3 separate regions of the Homo sapiens genome follow, and all the other regions are linked to region 2. A link is an interaction called in ENCODE POLR2A ChIA-PET data of the cell type or tissue named here. Cell type or tissue: PC-9. All regions are shown on one strand.

Region 1 (5,000 bases), 470 kb after region 2:
AAAGTCTGGCTGTTTTTGGTTAGGTAAAGGAACATTTTTTTCCCAAGATGGAAGAAATCAAGCATTTACACAACATGTGGCTTCTTTTAACAACTGCTTGTAAACGAAATTCTAGGTGCCCCTCATGGCTGGGAGGGCTGCTGCTTCCTGACAGCAGATCCTGACTCTGGGGAGGTGCTGCTATAGGTTGGTATTGGATAGTGTTAAAATTGACTTAGGCAGACAAAGAAGAGCTGAGTGGGCAAGGTGCGGGGCATGAATGCGTGTTTGGCAAAGTCCTGGCTGACTTTGGAAGGGCCTGGCCAAGGCAGACCTTGCCTACCTTGAGGTAGGAGCATTGTCTGGTGATGGAGGACCCCGGACCACGACTAAATTTTAGTAAGGCAGGCAAGGGCTGTTCAGGTGGGAGCCTAGAGTAACTCTTTTGCTTCAACTACTTTCTACCCAAGAGTAGGTGGTAGAGAGGACCGGTGTTTCAGAGACAGGGTCTCCCTCTGTCACCCAGACAGGAGTGCAGTGGCGTGATCTCGGCTCACTGCAGCCTCCGCCTCACGGGTTCAAATGATCCTCTTGTCAGCCTCCCAAGTATCAGGGACTACAGGCACCCACCACCATGCCTAGCTAATTTTTGTATAGTAGAGATGGGGTTTCACCATGTTGACTAGGCTGGTCTCAAACTCCTGACCTCAAGTGATCCACCCACCTCAGTCTCCCAAATTGCTGGGATTATAGGCACAAGCCACCATGCCTGGCCCTGACATCTATTTTTAGTTGGTGATTTCTAGGGAATAGCCTGGTTTTCTCAATGAAGGACATTACTTAACAGAGATTAAGTCTAGAACAAGAAGAGCTGATTAACCTAGAACACGGGTTGACCTTGCCTTTAGGGTGGTGAAACGGCCTAAAACCTGAAGGAAGACTTCCCAGGGAGCTGGTCACTGGGGCCAGGCTCACTGGGCTTCTCTGAAGTCAGACCCTGGCCACATCTGGATGTTTTGTTTTTTTGGTTTTTGTTTTTTTTTTTTTTTTTTTTTTTTTTGGTGAGATGGAGATTTACTCTTGTTGCCCAGGCTGGAATGCAATGGCACGATCTCGGCTTACTGTATCCTCCACCTCCCAGGTTCAAGCGATTCTCCTGCCTCAGCCTCCTGAGTAGCTGTGATTATAGGCATGGGCCACCACGCGCGGCTAATTTTGCATTTTTAGTAGAGACAGGTTTTCACCGTGTTGCCCAGGCTGATCTCGAACTCCTGACCTCAGGTAATCCACCTGCCTCTGCCTCCCAAAGTGCTGGGATTACAGGCATGAGCCACTGCGCCTGGCTGGATGTTTTAAGATTTTATTTTATTTTGTATTTATTTTTCTTTGAGACAGAGTCATGCTCTGCCACCCAGGGTGGAGTGCAATGGTGTAATCTCAGCTCACTGCAACCTCCGCCTCTTGGGTTCCAGCGATCCTCCCACCTCAGCCTCCCTAGTAGCAGGGATTATAGGCACATGCCACCACGCCCAGCTAATTTTTGTGTTTTTAGTAGAGATGGGGTTTCACCATGTTGGGCAGGCTGGTCTCAAACTCCTGACCTCAGGTGGATCCACCCACCTTGGCCTCCAAAGGGCTGGGATTACAGGCGTGAGCCACTGCACCTGGCCTATTTCAATTTTTGTAGAGGTTTCACCATGTTGCCCAGACTCTTCTCAAACTCCTAAGCTCAAGAGATCTTCCCACCTTGGCCTCCGAAAGTGCTAGGATTACAAGCATGAGCTACCACGCCAGGCCAATGCTGAGATGTTTTAAGTCACTTTCTCATTTGTGAGGTTGACAGACTCATGAACACTTCCAGTCTTAAGGGTTTTCCTAGACTGGGCTCGGTGGCTCACGCTTGTAATCCCAGCACTTTGGGAGGCTGAGGTGGGCCGATCACGAGGTCAGGAGATCAAGACCATCCTGGCCAACATGGTGAAACTCCATCTCTACTAAAAATACAAAAATTATCCTGGCGTGGTGGCACACGCACCTGTAGTCTCAGCTACTCGGGAGGCTGAGGCAGGAGAATCGCGTGAACCCGAGGGGGAGCTTGCAGTGAGCCGAGATCGCGCCACTGCACTCCAGCCTGGGCGACAGAGCAAGACTCAGTCTAAAAAAAAAAAACAAGTCTTCCCTTTGCATGTTTTGGTCATGAAAGAAAAATAATGAATACTATGTACTTAAAATTATAACCTACTGTTCCCCATCTGTAAACACCCTGTAACTCTGTAAAATACTGAATATACAAATCAAAGCACACTATTTCACTGCGGCAGGTTCTTCGGTACTCGGTTTGGACACTGCAGATAACCTATATCCTGTTCTTTCCTTCACCGTGGGAGACGAGGTAAGCGGCTGAGCTTGTCCTTCTAAACGAGATTGGGATGGCGGGGGTGTCAGAGGAGGGTTTCAGGTAGCCCAGAAATTCTTTAAATTGCACCTAGATTCCTTGGAATCGGTAGAAGTCTTTCTCATGCATTATACTCTGAAGTTAAGAATATGCTCACCAGAGGCTTGGCGAGGTGACTCATGCCTATAATCCCAGCGCTTTGGGAGGCTGAGGCGGATGGATCACTTAAGGTCAGCAGTTTGAGACCAGCCTGGCCAACATGACAAAACCCCATCTCTGCTAAAAACACAAAAATTAGCCGGGCATGGTGGCTCACAGTTCCAGCTACTAGGGAGGCTGAGGCAGGAGAATCACTTGAACCCAGGAGGTGGAGGTTGCGGTAAGCTGAGATTCCACCACTACACCCCAGCCTGAGTGAGATTCCGTCTCCAAAAAAAAAAAACGATAGCTTTAGTCAGCTTTAAGGAATGTATGAGGCTAGGTACCGTGGTCACGCCTGTAATCCCAGCACTTTGGGAGGCCAAGGTGGGGAGATGGCTTGAGGTCAGGAGTTTAAGACCAGCCTGGGCCTAGCATAAAATTTTTTTTAAAAAACGGTGATAAAATATATACAATATAACAGGCCTGGGTGTGGTGGCTCACCCCTGTAATCCCAGTACTTTGGGAGGCCGAGGCAGGCAGATCACCTGAGGTCAGGAGTTTGAGACCAGCCTGGCCAACATGGCGAAACTCTGTCTCAACTAAAAATACAAAAATTAGCCAGGTGTGGTGGCTCCTGCCTGTCATCCCAGCTACTCGGGAGGCTGAAGCAGGAGAATCGCTTGAACCCAGGAGGTGGAGGATGCAGTGAGCCAAGATTGCACCACTGTACTCCAGCCTGGGCAACAAGAGTGAGACTCTGTCTCAAAAAATAATAATAAAAATAAAAAAATTTTAAATTTAAACATTAAAATTTAAAAATTTTTGTGGGGCCAGGCACGGTGGCTCATGCCTGTCACAGCACTTTGCCAAGGTGAGTGGATCACTTGAGGTCAGGAGTTTGAGACCAGCCTTCCCAACGTGGTGAAACCTCATCTCTACTAAAAATACAAAAATTAGCTGGGCGTGGTGGCAGGCGCCTGTAGCGCCTGTAATCCCAGCTACTCAGGAGGCTGAGGCAGGGGAATCGCTTGAACCTGGGAAGTGGAGGTTGTGGTGAAATGAGATCGTGCCATAGCACTCCAGAGCTGACACTGTCTAAAAAAAAAATTGTGTGTGTGTGTGTGTGTGCATAGTAGATGTATATATTTATGGGCTACATGTAATGTTTTGATACAGGCATGTAATATGAAATAAGCTCATTATGGAGAACGGGCATCCATCCCCCCAGGCATTTATCCTTTGAGTTACAAACAATCCGATTACATTAAGTTATTTTTAAAATATACAATTAAGATATGATTGACTATAGTCACCCTGTTGTGCTATGAAATAGTAGGTCTTATTCACTTATTCATTCTTTTTTTTTTTTTTTTTTTTTTTTTTTTTTTTTTTTTTGAGACAGAGTTTCGATCTTGTTGCCCAGGCTGGAGTGCAGTGGCGCCATCTCAGGTCACTGCAGTCTCCACCTCCCGAGTTCAAATGATTCTCCTGCCTCAGCCTCGTGAGTAGCTGGGACTACAGGTGCGTGCCATCACACCAGGCTAATTTTTTGTGTGTTTTTAGTAGAGATGGGGTTTCGCCATGTTGGCCAGGCTGGTCTCAAACTCCTGACCTCAGGTGATCCACCCGCCTCCCCCTCCCAAAGTGCCGGGATTGTAGACGTGAGCCACCACCAGCCCATTCTACTTTTTTTTTTTTTTTTTTTTTTTGAGACAGAGTTTGGATCTTGTTGCCCAGGCAGGAGTGCAGTGGCGCCATCTCGGCTCACCACAACCTCCACCTTCCGGGTACAAGCGATTCTCCTGCCTCAGTCTCCCGAGTAGCTGGGACTACAGGCGCGCGCCACCATGCCCGGCTAATTTTGGTATTTTTAGTAGAGACAGGGTTTCACTATGTTGGCCAGGCTGATCTCAAACTCCTGACCTCGTGATCCACCCACCTCAGCCGCCCAAAGTGCTGGGATTACAGGCTTGAGCCACCGCACCCGGCCGGCTCTACTTTTTTTTGTACCCATTAACTATCCCCACCTCCCCCCACAAGCCTCTACTACCAGCCTCCGGTAACCATCCTTCTAGTCTCTTTTTTTTTTTTTTTTTTGAGACGGAGTCTCGCTCTGTCGCCCAGGCCGGATTGCGGACTGCAGTGGCGCAATCTCGGCTCACTGCAAGCTCCGCTTCCCGGGTTCACGCCATTCTCCTGCCTCAGCCTCCCGAGTAGCTGGGACTACAGGCGCCCGCCACCGCGCCCGGCTAATTTTTTGTATTTTTAGTAGAGACGGGGTTTCACCTTGTTAGCCAGGATGGTCTCGATCTCCTGACCTCATGATCCTCCCGCCTCGGCCTCCCAAAGTGCTGGGATTACAGGCGTGAGCCACCGCGCCCGGCCCCTCCTAGTCTCTTAAGTCCATGAGTTCACTTATTTTGACTTTTAGATCCCACAAATAAGTGAGAACATGCGATGTTTGTGTTTGCTTTGTTTTCTTTTC
Region 2 (5,000 bases):
GGTAGCAGATTACCTGAGCTCAGGAGTTCGTGACCAACCTGGACAACATGGTGAAACGTTGTCTCTACTAAAAATACAAAAATTAGCTGGGCGTGGTGGTGCCCGCCTGTAATCCCAGCTACTTGGGAGGCTAAGGGGTTAGAATCGCTTGAACCTGGGAGGAGGAGGTTGCAGTGAGCTGAGATTGTGCCACTGCACTCCTGCCTGGGCAACAGAGCAAGACCCTGTCTTGAAAAAAAAAAAAAAAAAAGGAAAGGGACCTGGGCACGGTGGCTTTCACCTGTAATCCCAGCACTTTGGGAGGCGAAGGCAGGAGGATCGCTTGAGCCCAGGAGTTTGAGACCACCCTGGGCACTATAGCAAGACCCTGTCTCTACAAAAAAAAAAAAAAAAAAATTAGGTCAGGCTTGGTGGCTCATGCCTGTAATCTTAAAACACTTTTGGAGGCTGAGGTGGGCAGATCACTTGAGGTTGGGAGTTCAAGACCAGCCTGGCGAACATGGCAAAATCCCATCTCTACTAAAAATACAAAAATTAGCTAGGCGTGGTGGTGCGTGCCTGTAATCCCAGCTACTCGGGAGGCTGAGGCATGAGAATCACTTGAACCTGGAGGCAGAGGTTGCAGTGAGCTGAGATCTTGCCACTGATCTGGCCTGGGTGACAGAGTAAGATTCTGTCTCAAAAAAAAAAAGAAAAAAAAATTGGTATGGTGGCGAGTGCCTGTAGTCCCAGCTACTCAGGAGGCTGAGGTGGGAGGATGGCTGGAGTCCAGGAGATTGAGGCTGCAGTGAGCCATGATTACACCACTGCACTCCAGCCTGGGAAACAGAGTGAGACCCTGTCTTAAAAAAAAATATATATATATATATAGTCCGGGTGCGGTGGCTCACACCTGTAATCCCAGCACTTTGGGAGGCCAAGATGGGTGGATCACGAGGTCAGGAGGTCGAGACCATCCTGGCTAACAAAGTGAAACCCCATCTCTATTAAAAATACAAAAATTAGCTGGGCGTGGTGGTGGGCGCCTGTAGTCCCAGCTACTCGGGGGCTGAGGCAGGAGAATGGCGTGAACCCGGGAGGCGGATCTTGCAGTGAGCCAAGACTGTGCCACTGCACTCCAGCCTGGGCAACAGAGTGAGACTCCATCTCAAAAAAAAAAAAAGAAAAAAAAATATAGTATATGGGGTCAAGAGTTTCAGACCAGCCTGACCAACATGGTGAAACCCCATCTCTACTAAAAGTACAAAAATTAGCTGGGTGTGGTGGTGCACGCCTGTAATCCCAGCTACTCAGGAGGCTGAGGCAGGAGAATCGCTTGAACCCAGGAGATGGAGGTTGCAGTGAGCTGAGATTGCACCATTGCACTCCAGCCTGGGCAAAATAGCAAGACATCGTCGCCAAAAAAAAAAAAAAAAAAAAAGGCAAGGATGAAACTTGTGCTTTTAGACTGGAATTTAAGGTGTAAATATAAACTATTTTTCCCCAGTTTATGTAGACAGATAAAATAAACAGATGTAAATATGTATGTTTATGTGTGTGTATAAATGTGTGTCCACTGAGTGGACCCTGGTGTAGAATGACCCTAATTGCATTGAATGTGCCTACCATGGAGATCCTGGTTTCTAAATACCATTCCTCCTTACAAAGAAACCAAGTATTCTTGAAGAAATGGAGAATTCAGGGCCGGGACAGGGAGAAACAAGATAAGCCTGAAATATCTTGCTGAGCCAGAAAGAAAGGAAGTGATTAAAGAACAACGGGGCTTGTCAAAATGACAAGAGGTCAGCAAGGGGCATCCACTGATCAAATCTGGGACAATTTGAGCATCAAAATAAATGACAGGAAAAAGCCTGTCATGGTGGCTCATGACTGTAGTCCCAGTTACTTGGGATGCTGAGGAGGGAGGATCGCTTGAGCCTGGGAGGTCAAGGCTGCTGTGAGCTATGATTGTGCCACTGCACTCCAGCCTGGGTGACACAGTGAGACCCTGTCTCAAAAAAAGAAAAGAAAAAAAAAGCATGGTTTGGTCTTGCTTTGTTTTTTTTGTTTTTGTTTTTTTGTTTTTTGAGCTAGAGTCTCTCTCTGTCACCCAGGCTGGAGTGCAGTGGTGCAATCTCGGCTCACTGCAACCTCCGCCTCCTGGGTTCAAGCGATTCTCCTGCCTCGGCCTCCTGAGTAGCTGGGATTACAGGCACCTGCCATCATGCCCGACTAATTTTTTGTATTTATCTTTTTTTTTTTTTTGAGACAGTCTCACTCTCTTGCCCAGGCTGGAGTGCAGTGGTGGCGCGATCTCTGCTCACTGCAACCTCTGCCTCCCGGGTTCAAGCGATTTTCTTGCCTCAGGCACCTGAGTAGCTGGGATTACAGGCACGCGCCACCATGTCCGGCTACTTTTTTAAATTTGTAGTTGAGATGGGGTTTTACTGTGTTGGCCAGGCTGGTCTCGGACTCTTGGCCTCAAGTGATCTGCCCATCTCGGCCTCCCAAAGCGCTGGGGTTACAGGTGTGAGCCACCGCGCCAGGCCGATTTTTTGTATTTTTAGTAGAGATGGGGTTTCACTATGTTGGCCAGGCTGGTCTCGAACTCCTGACCTCGTGATCAGCCTGCCTCGGCCTTCCATAGTGTTGGGATTACAGGCGTGAACCACCGCACCCAGCCAAAAAAAGCATCTTAATGAAGTGATGGACGTTGGTACTACCATTCATGGCTCCAATGGACATTTGGCTACAGTGAGAGCATAGCATCATTTTTGTGGTATTTCTGTCCAGAATGTGTCACGGTGGTCTCATCGTCAGGAAGGAGTGGACAAACCGAAATGGAAGGACAGTCTACAAAATAACTTCCCTGTAATCTCCGAAAATATTAAGGTCGTGAAACTCAAAGGCTGCAAATTGTTCTAGATTGAGAGAGAATACAGATGTCACAACTAGGTACAGGGTTTCACAACTTACCAGTTTTTTTTTTTTTTTTTTTTGAGATGGAGTCTCGCTCTGTCACCCAGGCTGGAATGCAGTGGTGCAATCTCAGCTCACTGCAACCTCCGCTTCCTGGGTCCTGGGTTCAAGCGATTCTCCTGCCTCAGCCTACTGTGTAGCTGGGATTACAGACCCACACCATCACGCCCAGCTAATTTTTGTATTTTTAGTAGAGACGGGGTTTCACCATGTTGGCCATGGTCTTGAACTCCTGACCTCGTGATCTGCCCACTGTGGCCTCCCAAAGTGCTGGGATTACAGGTGTGAGCCACAGCGCCCGGACAGTTTTTTTTTTTTTTTCACCTTAAAGGTTAAATTTTTTGGACATTGGAGAGCTGTTTTAAATTTGTTTTTGTTGTTGTTGTTTTGAGACAGAGTCTTCCTCTGCCGCCTAGGCTGGAGTGCAGTGGCATGATCTCAGCTCACTGCAACCTCCATCTCCCGGGTTCAAGTGATTCTTCTGCCTCAGCTTCCTCAGTAGCTGGGATTGCAGGCACCCACCACCATGCCTGGCTAATTTTTTTGTATTTTTAGTAGAGACAGGTTTCACTATGTTGGCCAGGCTGGTCTGAAACTCCTGACCTCATGATTGCCCACCTCGGCCTCCCAAAAGTGCTAGGATTACAAGCATGAGTCACTGTGCCCTGCCTATTTATGTATTTTAGAGATGGGTCTTGCTATGTTGCCCAGGCTGAAGTGCAGTGGCTATTCACAGGCAAGATCCCACTACTGATCAGCAAAGGAGTTTTGACCCCTCTGTTTCTGAGCTGGGCTGGTGCACCTCTCTTTAGGCAGCTTGGTAATCCCCTGCTCCTGAGAGGTCACCAAATTGGTGGTGAACTTAGTGCAAGTATAGCTATCTGCACTACAGGCATACTGCACTACAACCCGGAACTCCTGGACTCCAGCGATCCTCCTGCCTCAGCCTCCCAAGTAGCTGGGACTACAGACACTGCACCTGGTGACATTTACTGTTTGGAGCTGGGTTGAAGACCTAATCCCTAATATGCAACTTTGCTGACAAGACCTTTGCTGAAATGGAGATTTCTTTTTACACATTTATGAATATGTTGCTGGTATACTCCGGGTACTTGTGGAGGTGGTGGTCACCTCAAGGGAGGTGGGGGGTACTGAGACCCCTGGGGGCACAGCAGACCTACCCATGCTCTTGGATCAGAACGCTGGGAATATTAGAGGTAGTATTGAAGATGTTAGGAGGGCGGGGTGCGTTGGGAGGCTGACACTGGAAGTCAGGAGTTCAAGACCAGCCTGGGCACCACAGAGAGACCTCATGTCTACAAAACATTTTAAAAACATTTGCTGGGCATGGTGGTGAATGCCTTTAGTACCAGCTACTTCGAAGACTGAGGAGGGAGGATCCATTGAGCCCAGGAGTTTGAGGCTGCAGTGAGCTATGACTGTGCCACTGCACTTCAGCCTGGGCGACACATTGAGTCTAAGAACAAAAAATGTGGGCTGGGCATGTGGGTCACACTTGTAATCCCAGCACTTTGGGAGTTCGAGGCAGGCAGATCACTTGAGGTCAGGAGTTTGAGACCAGCCTGGCCAACATGGTGAAACCCCATCTCTACTAAAAAAAATACCAAAATTACCCGGATGTGGTGGCATGCACCTGTAGTCCCAGCTACTTGGGAGGCTGAGGCAGAAGAATCGTTTGAACTAGGAGGTGGAGGTTGCAAGGAGCTGAGATCTCACTGCACTCCAGCCTGGGTGACAGAGCAAGAGTCCATCTCAAAACACACACACACACACACACAAATGTGGCTGGGCGCAGTGGCTCATGCCTGTAATCCCAGCACTTTGGGAGGCCAAGGCGGGCGGATCACAAGGTCAGGAGATCGAGACCATCCTGGCTAACGTGGCGAAACCCTGTCTCTACTAGAAATACAAAAAATTAGCCGGGCGTGGTGGCGGGCGCCTGTAGTCCCAGCTACTCGGGAGGCTGAGGCAGATGAATGGCTTTAACCTGGGAGGCAGAGCTTGCAGTGAGCCGTGATCGT
Region 3 (5,000 bases), 270 kb before region 2:
AGGCATCGCAAGGTAAAGATGTTAAATGATGCTATACGACTGGAGCCTCTACAACCAGTTTTCATTCACCTTAGTAGTGAAGCTCTTTTCATACCAAGGTTGTAAGCCAATTACTAAGTTTTTCTGGATAGCAGCAAAAGATAACAAGGAAAAAATACATATACATAAGGTATTTTTGGTTCCATACATGTCTTCCAAGACAAATCCAAACATCTGATTTCCAGGAGGGTCATGTTGGGAAGTCAAGAACAGCACCAGGGAAGAACTTCAGATTGAGTTGCCATGAGTAATCTAAGGGGGATTTTCTTATATTCCTACCCGGGCTTCAAATTCTGATGTTTCTTCCACATATCCAAGTCCTCCTTTTTGTAACCTTGTTGCAACTTCAATGAGATCACTACGAAGGAAGTTTAAAAGCTCCTGGTTGCCATCACAAGATTTTAGACCCAAATTTGGCTTCCGTGCTAGATGAATAGAGTGAATAATGTCCTGGTACCTAGAAGATTTGGGACAAGAGAATGGGGAAAGAAACAAACTTTTGAAGATGTTCTTCAAATTTCAATTACTTAACATGTTTTATTTCTAGAAAACTTACTTAGATCTCTTTCACCTCTCCCTGGTGTTTTTTCTTTTTTCTTTTTTTTTTTTTTTTTTCCCCCGAGACAGGGTCTTGCTCTGTCACACAGGCTGGAGTGCAAAGGTGCCATCACAGCTCACTGCACCTTCAAACTTCTGGACTCATGCAATCCTCCAACCTGAGCCTACAGCTGGGACTACAGGAATACCCCTCCACACCTGGCTATATTTTTAATTTTTTGTAGGGATGGGGTCTTGCTATGTTGCCCAGGCTGGTCTCAAACTCCTGATTTCAATTCAAGCGATCCTCTCCCCTAGGCCTCCCAAACTGCTAGGATTACAGGTGTGCACCACCACACCCAGCCACTTCTAAGCTTTTAATGGAAGGATTCGATCTTCATATTTAGTGAACAAAACAGGTCTTTTCAATTCAACACACATAGCTATCAAATGCTCTGCCCAAAGAGAAGGAACATCATAGAACTATATTTCTTTGTGGCTCTGTATACCGACATTTTCCTTTGTCTTTTTTTTTTTGTTGTTTTTGAGATGGAATGTCGCTCTGTTGCCCAGACTGGAGTGCAGTGGTGCGATCTTGGCTCACTGCAACCTCCACCTCCCGGGTTCAAGCAATTCTCCTGCCTCAGCCTACCTAGTAGCTGGGACTACAGGCACCCGCCACCATGCCTGGCTAATTTTTGTACTTTTAGTAGAGACAGGATTTTGCCATGTTGGCCAGGCTGGTCTCGAACTCCTGACCTTGTGATCCGCCTGCCTCTGCCTCCCAAAATGCTGGGATTACAGGCGTGAGCCACCGCGGCCGGCCCTCCTCTGTCTTTCTTAATTTGCCTAGACACATCTGTATTCAGACAACACAATTCTGAATACAGTTTTACTTAATTTACACATTAAGCAGTGGGCTAACATCAATATAATGTACCTATTGTCCTTCGCAAAAGTCTGGCAATGGTGTAGAGTATGTACTGAATCATATTTTCCTTCTCTCTTCCATCAAACCTAAATTCAACCGTGAAATTGAGCACAGAGTCAGCAATGAGAGGAGGCATTAAGCCAAAATCTTGTCCTGGCTTTGATAGAAATAATGTCTACAACAAATATGGCAGTCGCAAATTTGATGCTACTTTGTAGACAGAACAGGGTTTTTTGATTCTTTTTAATTCATATGACATGAAATTCACCAACTTGAAGCATGTACTTCAGTTTTTTGTTGTAGAACCACACATGTAATTCCAAAACATTTTCATCACCCCAAGCAGGAATCTCTTACCTGTTAGCAATCATCACTCCTATTCTCCCCTTCCCCTATCCTCTGGCAACCACTAATCCACTTTCTGTTTGAAATAGATTTGCCTATTCTAAGATGTTTCATTTGAATGGAATCATACACCACATGGCCTTTGATGTCTGACTTCTTTTGCTTAGCATGTTTTCTAGGTTCATTCATGTTGTAGCACAGAACAGTACTTCATTTCTTTTTGTGGCTAAATAATATTCCACTATTTGAATATACTAAATTTTGGGGGTTTTTTGTTTCATTTTGTATGAGACAGCATCTCGCTCTCTCACCCAGGCCAGAGTGCAGGGGCATGATCTTGGCTCAATGCAACCTCCGCCTCCTGGGCTCAAGTGATCAACTCAGCTCAGCCTCCCAAGTAGCTAAGACTACATACACAAACCACCACACCCAAGATAATTTTTGTTTTGTTTTTTTTTTTCAGAAACGGAGTTTCCCTATGTTGCCCAGGCTGGTCTCAAAACTCCTGGATGCAAGACACTGGCCTGCCTTTACCTCTCAAAGTGCCGGGATTACAGGTGTGAGCCACCGCACAAGGCCTGGATATATACTAACTTTTATTTATCCGTTCCATCAGTTGATAGTCATTGCCGTTGTTTCCACCTTTTGGCTCTTCTGAATATTGATAGAATACTTCTGGACACCCACCCATCTGGGCCTCCATCTGCAAAGCTGTCTGACAACCATGAGGCTCACAGCTTGGTGCTGGCAACTGTTCTTTAGTGCATAATAATCCTGCTACTCTATATATAGATGGCCAAAGGTATATTTTTCCAATAAGCATAATATGCCAAGAAAATACCAGGCAATATGAACACAAAACGGTTACACATTTAAAATATTTTACTTTAGTAACTTAAATGGATAAGAAAAAAAACCCTCAGATATTTATATCCAATGCTAAAGAGAAGTAAGATGTGAGGAGTAAGATGAAAACCTCTTACCTCTTCTCTAGTCTCTCTTTAAGTTGACTTTCTCTTATTCCCTGAGGGTGAAGACAGTTTAGCAACTCATCCAGCTCCTTTTGACTATCACATAAAAACCTGTAGGGGCAAAAGAGACCTGATAACTCTGAAAAAAAAAAAAAAATTCAAAATCAAACACTAAGCAAGGGATCTAGAGTTGGTGGTGGGACTTGGGAGAACAGAATTCCAAATGTGTTCACAATCTACTATCTAGAAGTAGAATAAGTAATTTACTATTTTCATGATGCCTAATGTTAATTCTGTACTAGGACACCAGAGCCAATATGGTTCCTATTAAAATATTATATGAAATTTTATAAAGTTAATTGGCATACTTGTCCCTTTCCCTCCAGAGAGTAAACCTATACCCAAAATTCAAAAATGAAAGGTCATTAAATCACAGGTGATCACAGTTAAAGCCGTAGAATGGATCCTCTAAAACCTAGCTCGCTGCCTAAAAGCAGAAATGCGCATAAAGGAAACGAATAGCTATGCATACAATTTGTTAATTAATAAAATTTAAGGAAAATCTTAAATACTTCTATTCCCAACCAAATTTAAGCTACATTTCTACTGCTATATAAGATCTATCACATAATATACAAAGTTATATTACAGGGGGGAAAAAATCAAAATTCCAACCCTTAAAAAAACAAGTATCTTCTTAACAAAAAATCAGGTCTGCTAATGCAAGAAGTTTTGATATCCAAAATATCAGTCACACAAAGTATCCTGCGCAAATAATTATTAACTCACTGGCATCACTATACTAAATACTTTCTTCCTTAACAATTAAAAGGAAAAAGAAAGAGCAACCAGATGAATGCTCACATTACCATAGGTTCTGTCCTTGTTTGGGTGTGGTTGTCTCTACAGCAACTTCTGTTGCTGTTCCATGTTGTGTGTTCATGCTTGCATTTTTACCTAAGTTTGCTTTCTTACCTAAGAAAAATTGAGACATTAGGTTGACTTTAGTAAATACCCAATTGCTAGTTTCAAATCTAAGCAGTACACAGTGCCAAACTCAACAATTTGTAACAACACAGATACTTCCTGTGAAATATATCAAATATATCTTCATGTATAAAAGATGCTAATTTCTCTTAAATATCTTAAACACAGCATGTTATCTCAGATATTTGCTCTCTGAAGTGGAATCGTTACACAGTTCCAAAGTTTAGGGGTACTGCAACTTAGAATGAAGAATGACTAAATATCTTTATATCAAAGCAAAATAAAGAATTTACTCCTTTTACATGATGTTAAGAGCAAAGGCATCTGTAGTGAAGCAGAGGTAATGAGAACATATAAATACTATAGACTTATCCTTGGAGGCTTCAAGTGTCAAATAATACAACTAACTTTTTTGTAAATCAGTTCCTATATACTGATACGTGACTTTAACATAGATATATCTTGAGCCAATTTATCAAAGCCTATCTTAGATCATCACAATATTTGGTTTTTTGTTTTGTTTCGTTTTGTTTTTTGAGATAGAGTCTCGCTCTGTCGCCCAGGCTGGAGTGCAGTGGTACAATCTCAGCTCACTGAAACCTCTGCCTCCCAGGTTCATGCAATTCTCCCTGCCTCAGACTCCCGAGTGGCTGGGATTACAGGCACACACCAACACACCTGGCTAATTTTTCTATTTTTAGTAGAGATGGGGTTTCACCATGTTGGCCAGGCTGGTCTCCAACTCCTGACCTCAGGTGATCCGCCCGCCTTGGCCTCCCAAGTGCTGGGATTACAGGTGTGAGCTACCACGCCCGGCCAGTCACCACAATATTTGAAGCCTTACCTCATACTATGATTGTTTATCTTCTCTTTCCCATTCTCCCCACTTTAACCTGAAACATCTCTGCAATACTAACACATAACTTTGTTTAGTCTTTTCAATTGGGTAATTTATTTATTTTTTTTAATTTTTTGAGACAGAATGTTGCTCTGTCACCCAGGCTGCAGTGCAGTGGCGCAATCTTGGCTCACTGCAACCCCTGCCTCCTGGGCTTAAACAATTCTCTTGCCTCAGCCTGCCAAGTAGCTGGGATTACAGGTGCCCGCCACCACACCCGGCTAATTTTTGTGTTTTTTGTAGAGACGGGGTTTCGCCATGTTGGCCAGGCTGGTCTTTTAACTCTTGAGCT

What was found. Peaks named below come from ENCODE experiments on the same cell type or tissue, not always from the same donor. Only the 100,000 strongest peaks of a DNase experiment are listed, where the experiment ranks them.
Region 1: POLR2A ChIA-PET joins it to region 2 with 8 read pairs; 4 of 35 experiments call an interaction of 5 or more read pairs at or near these places.
Region 3: POLR2A ChIA-PET joins it to region 2 with 8 read pairs; 1 of 35 experiments calls an interaction of 5 or more read pairs at or near these places.

The regions. Positions count from the first base shown.
Region 1 is chr7:74,197,315-74,202,314 of GRCh38, forward strand. No RefSeq gene overlaps it. Among named protein-coding and RNA genes, the nearest start is that of MIR590, 8.6 kb to the left of the region's middle. In PC-9, no CTCF peak of the experiment used is centred here; a DNase peak (open chromatin) is centred at 2,857; H3K27ac peaks cover 1,269 bases.
Region 2 is chr7:73,728,927-73,733,926 of GRCh38, forward strand. It overlaps the pseudogene RN7SL265P. Among named protein-coding and RNA genes, the nearest start is that of ABHD11, 7.4 kb to the right of the region's middle. In PC-9, no CTCF peak of the experiment used is centred here; a DNase peak (open chromatin) is centred at 2,895.
Region 3 is chr7:73,462,604-73,467,603 of GRCh38, forward strand. It overlaps BAZ1B (bromodomain adjacent to zinc finger domain 1B), which reads right to left. Exons shown (of 20, transcript NM_032408.4): 10 at 3,693-3,798; 11 at 2,836-2,934; 12 at 319-496. Among named protein-coding and RNA genes, the nearest start is that of FZD9, 31 kb to the left of the region's middle. In PC-9, no CTCF peak of the experiment used is centred here; a DNase peak (open chromatin) is centred at 4,678; H3K27ac peaks cover 939 bases.